2 separate regions of the Homo sapiens genome follow, and region 2 is linked to region 1. A link is an interaction called in ENCODE POLR2A ChIA-PET data of the cell type or tissue named here. Cell type or tissue: GM12878. All regions are shown on one strand. Each heading gives the region's core, and the rest is flanking DNA. Links, peaks and the distances in the headings are about the cores only.

Region 1 (6,343 bases), core at 491-5,490:
GGCCAACATAGGAGTCTCAAATTCTCCAGCAGGACAGGGGAAGAGCTGGCATGTGGAGAGGTTACTGCACGCGTTCTACTGTTCAGAACTCCACATCTGTCCGCTCATCTCATTCCCTCAAAGACCCTCCTCAGTTACAGATTAGGAAACAGGCCTGGGGTGCGGGGGTCAAGTAATTTGCCTAAAATCGTGTGGTGAAACAACTGCTCTATTGAGATAAAAGCCCACAATTTAACTCACCACTCATCCGCTTTCTGTCTCTACAGAGTTGCCTATTCTGGACACTTCTTATAAATGGAATCATAGAATTTGGGGCCTTTTGTGCCTGGCCCCTTTCACTGAGCATAGTGTTGTCAGAGTTCATCCCGACTGTAGCATGTGCCAGAGTCCCCTTCTCCTGGCGGAATATGTTCCATTGTATGGACGCAGCACATTTCCCTTATCCATTCCTCAGCTAGTGGACATTTAGGCTGTTTTAACTTTGCAACTATTATGAATAATGCTGCTGTCAACATTTGTGAACACAGCATGTGGGCATGTGTTTTCATTTCTCTTGGGTATACACCTGGGCGTGGGATTGCTAGGTTTTATGGTATAATAACTCTACATTAAACTGTTGGAGAATCTGCCAGACTCTGTTCAAAGTGGCTGCACCCTTTTACATTCTCACCAGCAATGTATGAGGGTTATTTCATCTGTCTTTTTTGTTGAGGAAACCATATATGTGTGTGTGTGTGTGTGTGTGTGTGTGTGTGTGTGTGTGTATTTTTTTTGCTTTAAGTTCTGGGGTACATGTGCAGAATGTGTAGCTTTGTTACATGGGTATCCATGTGCCACGGTGGTTTTCTGCACCTCTCAACCCATCACCTAGGTTTTCAGCCATGCATGCATTAGCTGTTTGTGCTGATGTTCTCCCTCCCCTTGCCCCTGCACCGACAGGCCCCGGTGTGTGATGTTCCCCCACATGTGTCCATGTGTTCTCATTGGGAAACCCTATTTTGTTAATAGTAAATAAGGTTCTTGGATGATTGTGATTTCATCTTTTGGAATTTCTGGTGAAGGAAATGCCTGTAGTGGTGAGGCAGTTGAGCAAGAGGTTTAGCAGAGAGTGTGCCCAGGCTTCGTAACATGACTTCTCCCTTAGTAATCTAATTCTTATTTCAGGTCTTGTCCAGAATGCCGTGTGATATCAGAGTTTGTAATTCCAAGTGTGTATTGGGTGGAAGATCAGAATAAAAAGAACGAGTTGATTGAAGCTTTCAAACAGGGGATGGGGTAAGTGCTTTTGAGTTTCGACGTGCCCCTGCTGCCTGCCTGGCTCTGCTGTCAGCCCGTGTCCTCGTTCTCCTTCCCAGGAGTGTGGTCTTAGGGGCCTCTTCCTCTCTTCCTTCTCTCAGGCACCATGCTGGGCTCTGGGATGCAGCAATGAGCAAGGACATGGTGATGTGGACCTGTTTAGTTTTGGTGTTTTTTTTTTTTTTTTTTTTTTTTCGGTGAGATAGGGTCTCACTCTGTTGCCCAGGCTGGAGTGCAGTGGTGCAATCTCAGCTCACTGCAGCCTCAGCCTCCTGGGCTCAAGCAGGAGCCTCTTGAGTAGCTGGGGCCACCAGTAGTGTGCGCCACCATGCCCAGCTAATTGGCTAATTTTTTTTGGTAGAGACAAGGTTTCGCCATGTAGCCCAGGCTGGTCTTGAACTCCTAGGCTCAAGTGATCCTCCTGCCTCGGCCTCCCAAAGTGCTGGGATTACAGGCATGAGCCACCGTGCCCGGCCTCAAATGTTCCTCTTTATCCTGGTTGTCAGCATGTTGATATTTTGCCTAGGAGTGGAGTGGTTTTTCTCTACGCTTATGTCACTCCCCAAGATGAGCGAAATTTTAGCTATTGTTTCATTAACTTTTTTTCTGTCTTGTTTTTTTCTTTTCCTGCTGGGACTCTACTTCCGTTTATGATAGTTTTTTTATATTGTTCATAGATCTCTGGGGATATTCATTCTTTTTCAATCTTTTTTTCTTTTCATCTCCTTGAACATAGTTGTAGCAGCTACTTTGAAATCCTTGTTATCTTGAAGTTGACCTCTGTTGTCTTTTAAGAATGGATCACATTTTCCTGATTCTTCGTATGTCTAGTAATTTTAGATTTTATCCTTGACATTGTAAATATTACATTGTAGAGAGACTTAGGATTCTGTTATGGTTTATCTGTAAAGTGATGATTTTTTTTTTTTTGAGACGGAGTTTCACTCTTGTTGCCCAGGCTGGAGTGCAGTGGCACAATCTCGGCTCACTGCAACCTCTGCCTCTCGGGTTCAAGCGATTCTCCTGCCTCAGCCTCCCGAGTAGCAGGGATTACAGGCATGCACCACTGCACCTGGCCAATTTTTTGTATTTTTAGTAGAAACGGGGTTTCACCATGTTAGCCTGGCTGGTCTCAAACTCCTGACCTCAGGTGATCCGCCCACCTCGGCCTCCCAAAGTGCTGGGATTACAGGCATGAGCCACTGCGCCTGGCCAAGTGTTGCTGTTTTTAACAGGCAGGTAAATTGTTTGAACTCAAACCCAGGTAGCAGTTCAGATCTCAGTTCTGGTTTTGCATTCGTAGCTGACTTTGTCGCATTCCTGTGTGGTTTGGGAGTTAGTCAGATTTGGGCAGAGTTTATACACAGCCTTTGAGCACTTTTTCACAGGCCCCTTACTTTGTGGGATTGCTTCCTCACTTTCCAATGGCTGTGATTTCCTTGAACTCTTGTCTTTTAGTTCTTCAGGCCAGAAAGATTGGATTTCCCCTTGGAGTTTTAGCCACCCCATGTGGTTATGATTTTGGCCTGCTCCAGGATAAGAGCTACTTCTTTTTTTTTTTTTTTTTTTTTTTTTGGAGATGGAGTCTTGCTTTGTAGCCCAGGCTGGAGTGCAGTGGCACAGTCTCAGCTCACTGCCACCTCCGCCTTCCAGGTTCAAGCACTTCTGCCTCAGCCTCCCAAGAAGGTGGGACTACAGGCGCATGCCGCCACGCCTGGCTAATTTTTGTATTTTAGTAGAGACAGGGTTTCACTGTGTTTCCCAGGCTGGTCTTGAACTCCTGAGCTCAGGCAATCCACCTGCCTCGGCCTCCCAAAATGCTGGGATTACAGATGTGAGCCACAAAAGCTACCTTTTTTAAAAAAGGTAACTTAGCCTTTGCCATTGCTATTCTTCTTTGTGTTTACTCCTCCAAAGAATCTAACTGCGTTTGTTCATTCTCTGGTGCCTTCAGGTCTTCTTGAAATATTTGTGTTAAGACTTATCTGCAGGAGGGTTGGGTATGGCAGGCGTTTACTTGTCATACTAAAAGTGAAACTATGCATTACCTTTTTTAATGGTTCCTTTATGTTGCATATTAGTTTACTAAAGCTTGATTTTTTTTTTTTTTTTTTTTTTACCATTTTTTCCTCATACAATCTTCCTGTGTGTCCACAAGAGGGCAAGGCGTGGCAAGCAGAGGGGTCCCAGCTTGTAGAAAAGGGCCCCAGCCTGTAGAAAAGGGTCCCAGCCTGTAGAAAGGGGCTCTGCTGAAAAGCAGTCTGGAGATTGTTATTGCTATTTGGATCTTTCCTTGCTTTGCTTTCCTTTAATGACTGTGTTTTTTGCAATCCACAAACATTTACTGAGTACTCACTATGGGTCAGGTACCTTCTAGCTAAGCACCACTGGGGGATGTAGAGATTAGTAAGACAATTTCTTTTTTCTTTCGAGTCTCGCTCTGTCACCCAGGCTGGCAGTGGCATGATTTCAGCTCACTGCAACCTCCGCCTCCAGGGTTCAAGTGATTCTTCTGCCTCAGCCTCCCGAGTAGCTGGGATTACAGGTGTGCGCCACGACACCCAGCTAATTTTTGTATTTTTTTAGTAGGGATGGGGTTTCGCCATGTTGGCCAGGCTGGTCTTGAACTCCTGGCCTCAGATGATCTACCCACCTCAGCTTCCCAAAGTGCTAGGATTATAGGTGTGAGCCACTGTGCCCCGCCAAGTAAGACAACTTCATGGGAAACTGCAAAAGGGCAATTATGATACAGGTTTGCTGGTGACCAGTTCTTCATGAGGGACCATCTATCACAACAGAGAAAGCACTTGGATCCACCGGGGGCTGCCAGGGGAAGCAGCATGGGAGCCTGAACCATGAAGCAGGAAGCACCTGTCTGTAGGGGGAAGTGATGGAAGGACATGGGCACAGAAGGGTGTAGGTTTTGTGTCTGGGGGACACTGGGAGTGGCTCCTGGCATTGAAACAGGTGTGTAGAAGGATGTGGTGGGACCTACAGACTGGAATCTAAGGGACACTTGAATCCCAGTGTGACCATGGTCTTTAAGAACAGGTTGGGGCCAGGCGCAGTGGCTTATGCCTGTAATCCCAGCACTTTGGGAGGCTGAGGAGGGCAGATTGCTTAAGTCCAGGGGAGACATAGGGAGACCTCATCTCTTTAAAGAAAAAAAAAAGGTTGGGAAGCTCCTCCGTGCTGCTCTGAAGGTGGAAACTGGTGGGAGTGGGAGGGAGGCCAGTGAGGAAGTGGCCCTGGCAGGCAGGCCCCAGAGGCTTCCACAAGTGTGGGAACCCAAAGGAAGGGGAGATTGGGAAGTGATTTGTAAACAGAATGAACACAGTTGGGTGTGAGAGCCGAGGACACAGAGTGAGTCAGAGTGAACTGGAGGCTTTTGGCCTTGGTGACCAGATAAGCCTGGGGGAGGAAAAAGAGTAATATTCTTGTGAGAGTGGGGGACCAGTATATAATGTGTTTGACCTGATCGAGTTCATAGCCAGTGTGCTAGGATGCTCTGGAGTTGTCCAGCAGGCTCTGGTGAGAGCAAACTGCTCACGGTCATTTGAAGTCCGCTCAGAACTCCAGGCAAGCAGGGGCCTGGAGGATGTGTCGTCCACACACCTGCTCTCCAGCCACCTGTGCTCAAATCAGATCAGCTGGCCAGGGAGCTTGTTCTCTCTCCCCCCACCCTACCCCCCCGCCACCACCCCCAGTGAGACGAAGTCTCACTCTGTCTCCCAGGCTGGAGTGCAGTGGCACAATCTTGGCTCACTGCAGCCTCCACCTCCTGGGTTCAAGCAATTCTCCTGCCTCAGCCTCAGCCTCCCGAGTAGCTGGGATTACAGGTGCCAGCCACCACACCCAGCTCATTTGTGTATTTTTAGTAGAGATGGGGTTTCGCTGTGTTGGCCAGGCTGGTCTCAAACTCCTGACCTCAAGTGATCCACCCACCTTGGCCTCCCAAAATGCTGGAATTACAGGTGTGAGCCACCACACCCGGCCAGAGGGCTTTTCTTTATGCTGCTATGAAGCCGTCCTCAGAGAACTTCACCACCGGCCTGCGGCCATCCCATCTGACAAGACGGAAAACCACTGGATTCAGGAGCCTCCTTTCCCTGTTCTTGTCTCCCGCTGTCACACACCCCAGCTGCCCCTGACAGCAGCGTGCCCTTTCTGTTGTTTGGCTTTATTTCTGTGACTTTCCCCTTCCTCTGTACTCCGAGATGGCCCTCTGGATTCTTGGGTATCTTTTTTTTTTTAACTTCAGTTTGGGATCCTTTATGATTGGATAAACCAGAGTTCATTTGAGCAAAATGGGAATTCATTTGATTGAGTTTCCTTGGGCAGGGTTCTTAACATAGAGGTCTGTGGGGAGAATGGTAGAATTAAGAGAGAGGGAAAACATTTTGAACTGTTTGGTCACTGTATGCTGTAGACCCATGTTTTATGCATTGAAAAACACTGTTCAGAGAAGGGGTCCAAAGCACATAAGGCGTGAAGAAGCCCTCCCTGGTGCCGAGGTTGGAGACAGGAAAACTGGAAGGAGACCTATGGCTTTAGGCAGTTGCTAAAACCCTCTGCTTTCCCTGTAGCCACCTTGACAGCACTGCGGCCAGGAGGAAGGGGAGAGTTGGCTTGGTGGGGTACCTAGGGAACTTTGAGCAGAGACAAGTGGCCCAGCTTCAGAGCTTAGTGCCCAGAGGAGTGACCAGGCCTGGCTTAGCTCTGTGGTGACCCAGGAGGTGCTCTGGAGCTGCCGGAGGGCCTGTGGAGCACTGCAGTCTCCACACAGCAAGTCCCCAGGCAGGTTAATATCCTTTGCAAGGCTGCAGGTAAGTGGGGATACTTCCTATCCTGCTTGGAAATCAGAATCCCAGCTGTGTGTGACCTGAGACAAATCACTCAACCTCTCCCAGCCTCAGCTGCCCCACCTAGAATGTGAGGCTGACCTACCTCTGGCGTAAGGGTGGTAAGGATGGAGGCAGGCAGTGGCCCAGTTTGGACCCCTCATTTTCCCACCAGCCTCTTGACTTTTTCTTTCTGCTTTTCAGGA
Region 2 (6,343 bases), core at 403-5,402, 310 kb after region 1:
GTGACTTAGTCATGGAGGAAGTGAGGCCTGGAGAGAGGGGACTTGTCCCAGCAGGGATTAGGGCTTTCTTCCCTGCTGTGTGGCAGACGCTCCTGCACCGAATTCTGCCATGCCACGCACCACATGCTCACTGGCGCCTTTTTTGGGTTCTCAGTGCTGCCCCCACAAGCTTAACTTGTAGCTGGGGAAGACCAGCAGAGGTCGGAACAATTAATACAATCACGCAGCCTGAGAGAGAGCAGTAGTGCTACGGAAAAAGAGTACTTCAATTTAAAAATTCTAATTGTAAAAATAAATTTTAAAGAGAACTGGCCCAGGACATCCATGCCACATTCCCTCTTCCTCCAGGCCCTTCCTGACGCCCTTGACTCCGGCCTGTCCTGAGGCATGCAGATGCCACTCACCTCCAAGTTCTCCAGAACCTCTGGGACACCAAAGACCCTGACCTCGGAGGTGGTGTAGTGGTTGCTCAGAAGGATTTCAGACTGCTTGGCATAGAGATCTGGGCTGAAGGGTACTGGCCAGCTGGCAAATGACACGGAGTTCAGCCTTGTCCTCACACAGCGAGGGAAGGACGGGGAGGTTTGGAGCTGACAGTCAACAAATGGGTAATGGGCGGCCATTAGTGAAGTGGCAGGAAGTGGGGCAGCACACACAGCGCGAGTTGTTTTGTGTATGAACGGCCAGGCGACGGTGTCTGAACATCTTTCCTTAATTTTGCGAACGGAAACAGGGCACGATGAACCTGGGAACTCACAAAAATGATGAGCATAGAGCTCTGCGGGGTGCGGTAAGAAGGGGGGAGGGGATGAAAATATCTTTGCATGGGGTTTTGACTTGTGAGCCATGCAAGTATTTTACATGTTCAAAACCTACAATTAAGCCCCCAAGGAGGAACAAAAACTCAAACTGTAACTTGTCTTCCTATCCATCCACCGTCACCAGACAGCAGCAGCTTAATGTAGAGGTGGAATGGGTCACTGCAGCCACAGCACACAGCCACCTGGGGACATGGCCTTAGAAGGCCAGGGCTCTGCCTTACAGGGAGCGGTGCATGCTGTGAGCCAGAGACCACCACGTGGTGCTGTCTCCTCCCCAGCAGGGGTCTGCAGCTGGGGGTGCAGGTGGCAGGGGCTCCTCTCATGCTCTTACCTAGTAACCCTTGCACGGAATGTTTGCTTCCTGCCCCAGAAACTTTGAGTTCTGCTTGTTTGGAGGTCTTAGTTTCTACGAGGGAATGCTTCCCCAGAGGAAATCTGGCATGGTTCCAGTGCATTGGAAGATGAGACTTTCCCCTGGCCATGTGGGGCTCCCCAGGCCACTGAAGCAATGGGAGGCAAAAGGGTTTCTCTACTAGCTGGAGAGAGTGATCCCAGTCACCAAGGCTTTGCTACGCAATGGGGACAAGAACCCAGGGGCTTCTCTGGTATATCCATACCCAATGGTAATGGCTCGTGGGAAATTCTAGCAGCCAAAAAAGGACAGTTGAAGAATCAGAGTCCTTAGGAATGATGGTTTCAGTCACACCCCACATAGGAGAAACTTGAGGCCAGGTGCAGTGGATTCATGCCCGTAATCCCGGCACTTCAGGAGGCCAAGGTGGGCAGATCACTTGAGCCCAGGAGTTCAAGGTTACAGTGAGCCATGATTTTGCCACTGCACTTCAGCCTGGGTGACGGTTTCTCTATAAAACCAATTTTAAAGAAACTTGACCGGCTTAGGTCTGTATGAGGGCAGGGGACAATGGAATGGGTTTGGGAAGAAGGAAGCCACAGACATTACCCACAGCTGTGCCTTCCATTAGCAAAGGGAGGGCTGCAGTAGCTTTACTCACTTTCACTTTCCCGGTTACACACGTGTTAGTTGGTTTGTGCTATTTCCTTCTTTCCATTTTTCACTTTCTATACAGGTGTCGATAGGTAACGTTACAATTTAGTCTTCAGGGAACAGAATATTCAGCAGCGCTGTGATGGAATCTGAGGAGTCACTCAGAGCCCCGCCCCCCCACCACCCCATACACAGTGACTGAGGGACTGTGCCTCATTGTGGGCAAGGGGTGAGAAAACCCCTTCGTGATCTGAAGTGTGGCTGTATCTTGGGAGGTGGAAACACAAGGCTGCTTGCTTGTTCTGAATTTCACATGTGCGTGGAAGGTGCATGTGGAAGCTGAGTGTCATATGGTAGCTGGGTTAGAGCCTTTTTGTCTCTCAGCTCCAAAGCCACTGTTCACCGCCTTGCTCTGTGATCATGGCATTGGACTTTGTCAATGTTCTCCTCTGCCAGTTAGCAGAGGTGACACTGGGGGTGCTACGGGAAGAAGGGGCATCCCTCCTGGTTGCACTGGGCAGCGCTCTCTTCCCATCTGCAGCTGCCGTGGGCAAGCAGGGTTCCATGGGGGTGACTTCCCACATGCAATGCCCTGTCTGCCAGCACCCGAGGGACGTCCTGCTTGCCAGTCCTGTCTCACATTCCCATGCCTGCCAGCCCCAGCCTGCTGGCTGCAGCAACTGCCATCTGGGGCATCTGACACGGTCTCCGCCATTCCAAGGGCTGCTTCCACTCCTCCAGTGAGAGCGAGCCTCGGGACCAGAGGAGCGGCCCAAACAACCCTGAGTGTGATGAGAAACCATTGTTACCGTGGCTCTAAGCTAGGAAGTTTTGCGGTGTTTGGCTTTGTAGCAAAAGGTAACTGACACCCCTTTTATTTAGGGGTCTGCCGTTTCTCCAGTGATTTGTCACGCCATCTTCACTGTATCCTAAGTTTCCATTTTATGGAGTCTGTTTCTGGACTTTCCATTCTGTTCAGCTCGTCTGAATCCGCACATACCAATACTGCAGGTTTAATGACAGAAGCTTTCTAGTGTGCTGCAGTGATGTCTGGATGTACCACTAACTCTAAAAACAAACAAAAAAGACTGATTTTCCTGGAGAGTCTTGCCTTGTCAAAACTGGAATTGAAAATAATCTTGACTAGCTCCATTTTTTTAAAAAAACTGAGAAGTATTGACATCTGTATGTTAAATTGTGTTATCTTAAAACTCGGTATATTTCTCAGTGTTTTAATCTTTTCCTCACTTGTCATTATTTTTTGAAGTTATTCCTAGTTATCTTTTTCCTTTTTTTGAGACATGGTCTCTCTGTCACCCAGGCTGGAGTGCAGTGGTGCAATCATGGTTCACTGCAGTCTTAACCTCCTGGCCTCGAGCTATTCTCTTGCCTCAGCCCCCCAGGTAGTTGGGACTACAGCCGTGAGCCACCATGTCCAGCTAATGTTTTTTATTTTTAGGAGAGATGAGGTCTCCCTATGTTGCCCAGGCTGGCCCCAAATTCCTAGACTCAAGTGATGCTCCTGCCTCAGCCTCCCAAAGTGCTAGGATTATGGTGTGTCGCCATGCCCAGCTCCTATATATCTTTTGTAAAAATTTTATCTTGTACATGCATTCTTTTTTCCTTTTATTATTCTTTTAAACTTATTAATGTCTATTGATTCATATACATTAATTTGCTTTTCAGTCATCTTGCTGAGTTTCCTCATTGTGCCTTAACTTTTTCATTGATTTCTTGGGATTTCCAGAAATGCTGTTGTATCATCTGCAAATAGAAATAATTTGCCTCTTTGGTGGGGCACAGTAGCTTATTCCTGTAATCCTAGCACTTTGGGAGGCTGAGGTGGGAGGATCGCTTGAGCTTAGGAGTTTGAGACCAGCCTGGGCAACATAGCGAGACCTCATCTCTACTAAAAATAAAAATTAGCCGGGGGTGGTGGTGCACACCTGTAGTCCCAGCTACTGGGCTGAATGAGGCGGGAGAAACACTTGAGCCCAGGAGGTTGAAGCTGCCGTGAGCTGTGACTGCACCACTGAACTCCAGCCTGGGTGAGAGGGCAAGACTCTTGTCTCAAAAAAAAAAAAAAAGAAAAAAAAATTCACCTCTTCCTTTCTGATTCAGATGCCTCTAACTGCATCTGATTGCATTGGCTGAACCCTTCAACACAGTGTCACAGAGAAGTGAAGATGCTTACCATGTCTTTTCCCTGATTTGCACAGAATGCATTCACTGTTTCTCCATTCAATTAAATTCTGGCTTTTGAACTCAGGTATACTCTATCATTCCCAAAAAAGTATCCACTTATTTAAGTGTTTTATATACCAGGAATTCGTTCTGGATTTTGTTGAAGCCCTTTTGTCAGCCAGGGAAATGATCACTTGGTTTTTCTTATCTTAGTTAAGATGATGGATTTCCTAATATTGAACAGTTCTTGCATTACTGATGTAAAATGCTATTTGGTCATGAGGTATATTAGTTTATATGGAATATGCTACTAGATGTTTGATATGTGTGATATGTGATTCACAATTTTCTATTGGTGACATGCAGCTTTGTATTTATGTAACTTTTATCAGGTCTAGAAAACAGTGCCAAAATCACTGCATAAAAAGCATTGGGAGGCAGGTGCAGTGGCTCACCTTTGTAATCCCAGCACTTTGGGAGGCCGAGGTGGGCAGATCACCTGAGGTCGCCAGTTTGAGATCAGCCCTACCAACATGGAGAAAACCTGTGTCTACTAAAAATACAAAATTAGCTGGGTATGGTGGTGCATGCCTGTAATCCCAGCTACTGGGGAGGCTGAGGCAGGAGGATCACTTGAACTGGGGAGGTGGAGGTTGCGGTGAGCTGAGATGGCACCATTGCACTCCAGCCTGGGTGACGAGTGAATCTCCGTCTCAAAAAAGAAAAGACAAGAAAAAGCATTGGGAAGTTTTCCTTCCTTTGCTGTGATCAGAAACAGTTGTAACAGTGAGATTATCTGGTTGTGAAGGTCAGAAGAATTCCCTGTGAAACAAAATGGGCTAGTTAAGCCGTTAATTACATTTTCTATTTCTCTCATGGGAATTTGTTTAAGATTTCTTTTTCTCCTGAGTCACTTTTGGCTAATTATTCATTTCAAATTTATTTGCATAAAGTCGTTCAAAGTATCATCACTCTAAACATTTTTTCCACTTCAATATTCAGTCCTGTGTTGGTTTCTCATTTTTGGTGTTTCGTTTTCTTGTCACCTTGATTTGGTTAGCTAGAGGTTTGTCTACTTTCTTTTTTCTTTTCCAAGACCAGCTTTTTGTTCATAAGCTTTACTATTTCTTTGTTCTGATTTTTTTTTTTTTTTTTTTTTTTTTTGAGGAGGAGTCTCACTCTGTCTCCCAGGCTGAAGTGCAGTGGTGCTATCTCAGCTCACTGCAACCTCCACCTCCCAGGTTCAATCGATTCTCCTGCCTCAGCTTCCCAAGTAGCTGGGATCACAGGTGTGAGCCACCATGCCCGGCTAATTTTTGTAGTTTTAGCAGAGATGGGGTTTCACCATGTTGGCCAAGCTGGTCTCGAACTCCTGGTCTCAAAGCAGTGTGCCTGCCTCAGCCTCTCAAAGTGCTGAGATTACAGGCATTAGCTGCCACACCCAGCCTTGCTTGTTATTTTGCAACTGTTTCTCCTTTGTTTACTTTAATCTTTTCCTAATTTTGCATTTGATGTTTCTTTTTCATTTTGGATGTAATTTTCTTTGCCTCATTGCTTTAATTGCATCATGGATTCTGATACAAGGTGTTACCATTTTGAACAAATTCTATGGTTGTGGTTTGTATTTGTCCTCTGACCCAAGAGTAATTTAATAGAGTTAGTAACATTTCCAGTAGGGAATTTTTGAGTCTTTAATTTCTAGTTTTACTGTACTGTGATTAGAGAATATGTTTAGATTCTCTCTGCTTTGTGGAATTACTGAAGTTTCCTTTGTGTCTTAATATGTGGCAAGTTTCCATAAACGTTTCAAGGGAGGTTGGAAAGGTGTTTTCTCTGTTATTGAAGCGCAATGCTTGGTATCATATCCATGAGAAACTGAAGGCTTCTAGATAATTTCATTTTGGCCTCTTAACCTGTCTTGGATTCAGAGTGGCAATGTTAACCTTTATGAATGTGTTTTTTTATTCCTACCTATCCTGCAGTTTCCGTTTTTTGAAGACTGCTGTTTTATGTGGTGCATAGATACTCCTGTCATGTCTACATTGGGAATTGCAGCTTCTAGCATTATCAAGTCACTTTCTCATGCATTGTTTTTAAGGCTGATTTCTACCCTGTCACACATCAAGACTGTAACTTGCTTCCTCGTCTAATTTGGCTTCATAGCTTGTACCCCTCCATGCACGTCTTTATGGGTAGCCTTTAGCCTTTCTGAATTTTTGTCTTAGGTGTCCCTCTAGAGTATTGGCAGAGAGTTGGTGGGTTTTGCTTTGTGGTCTGGGGTAGATGGAATGTATTTGTAGTCTATACCCTAGCTATGACTCACTTTATGGCA

What was found. ChIA-PET counts read pairs that join two places held together with the same protein. Peaks named below come from ENCODE experiments on the same cell type or tissue, not always from the same donor. Only the 100,000 strongest peaks of a DNase experiment are listed, where the experiment ranks them.
Region 2: POLR2A ChIA-PET joins it to region 1 with 13 read pairs; 3 of 35 experiments call an interaction of 5 or more read pairs at or near these places.

The regions. Positions count from the first base shown.
Region 1 is chr3:12,575,467-12,581,809 of GRCh38, forward strand. MKRN2 (makorin ring finger protein 2) reads left to right here. Exons shown (of 8, transcript NM_014160.5): 6 at 1,165-1,275; 7 at 6,342-6,343. Among named protein-coding and RNA genes, the nearest start is that of MKRN2, 22 kb to the left of the region's middle. In GM12878, for the core only: no CTCF peak of the experiment used is centred there; no DNase peak of the experiment used is centred there.
Region 2 is chr3:12,884,455-12,890,797 of GRCh38, forward strand. It overlaps LINC02022 (long intergenic non-protein coding RNA 2022), which reads right to left and starts at 757. Exons shown (of 3, transcript NR_136189.1): 1 at 405-757. The region is part of intron 4 of LOC105376956 (a long non-coding RNA gene); the gene reads left to right. RefSeq lists enhancers at 507-636, 727-816. In GM12878, for the core only: no CTCF peak of the experiment used is centred there; no DNase peak of the experiment used is centred there; H3K4me3 peaks cover 638 bases; H3K27ac peaks cover 2,493 bases.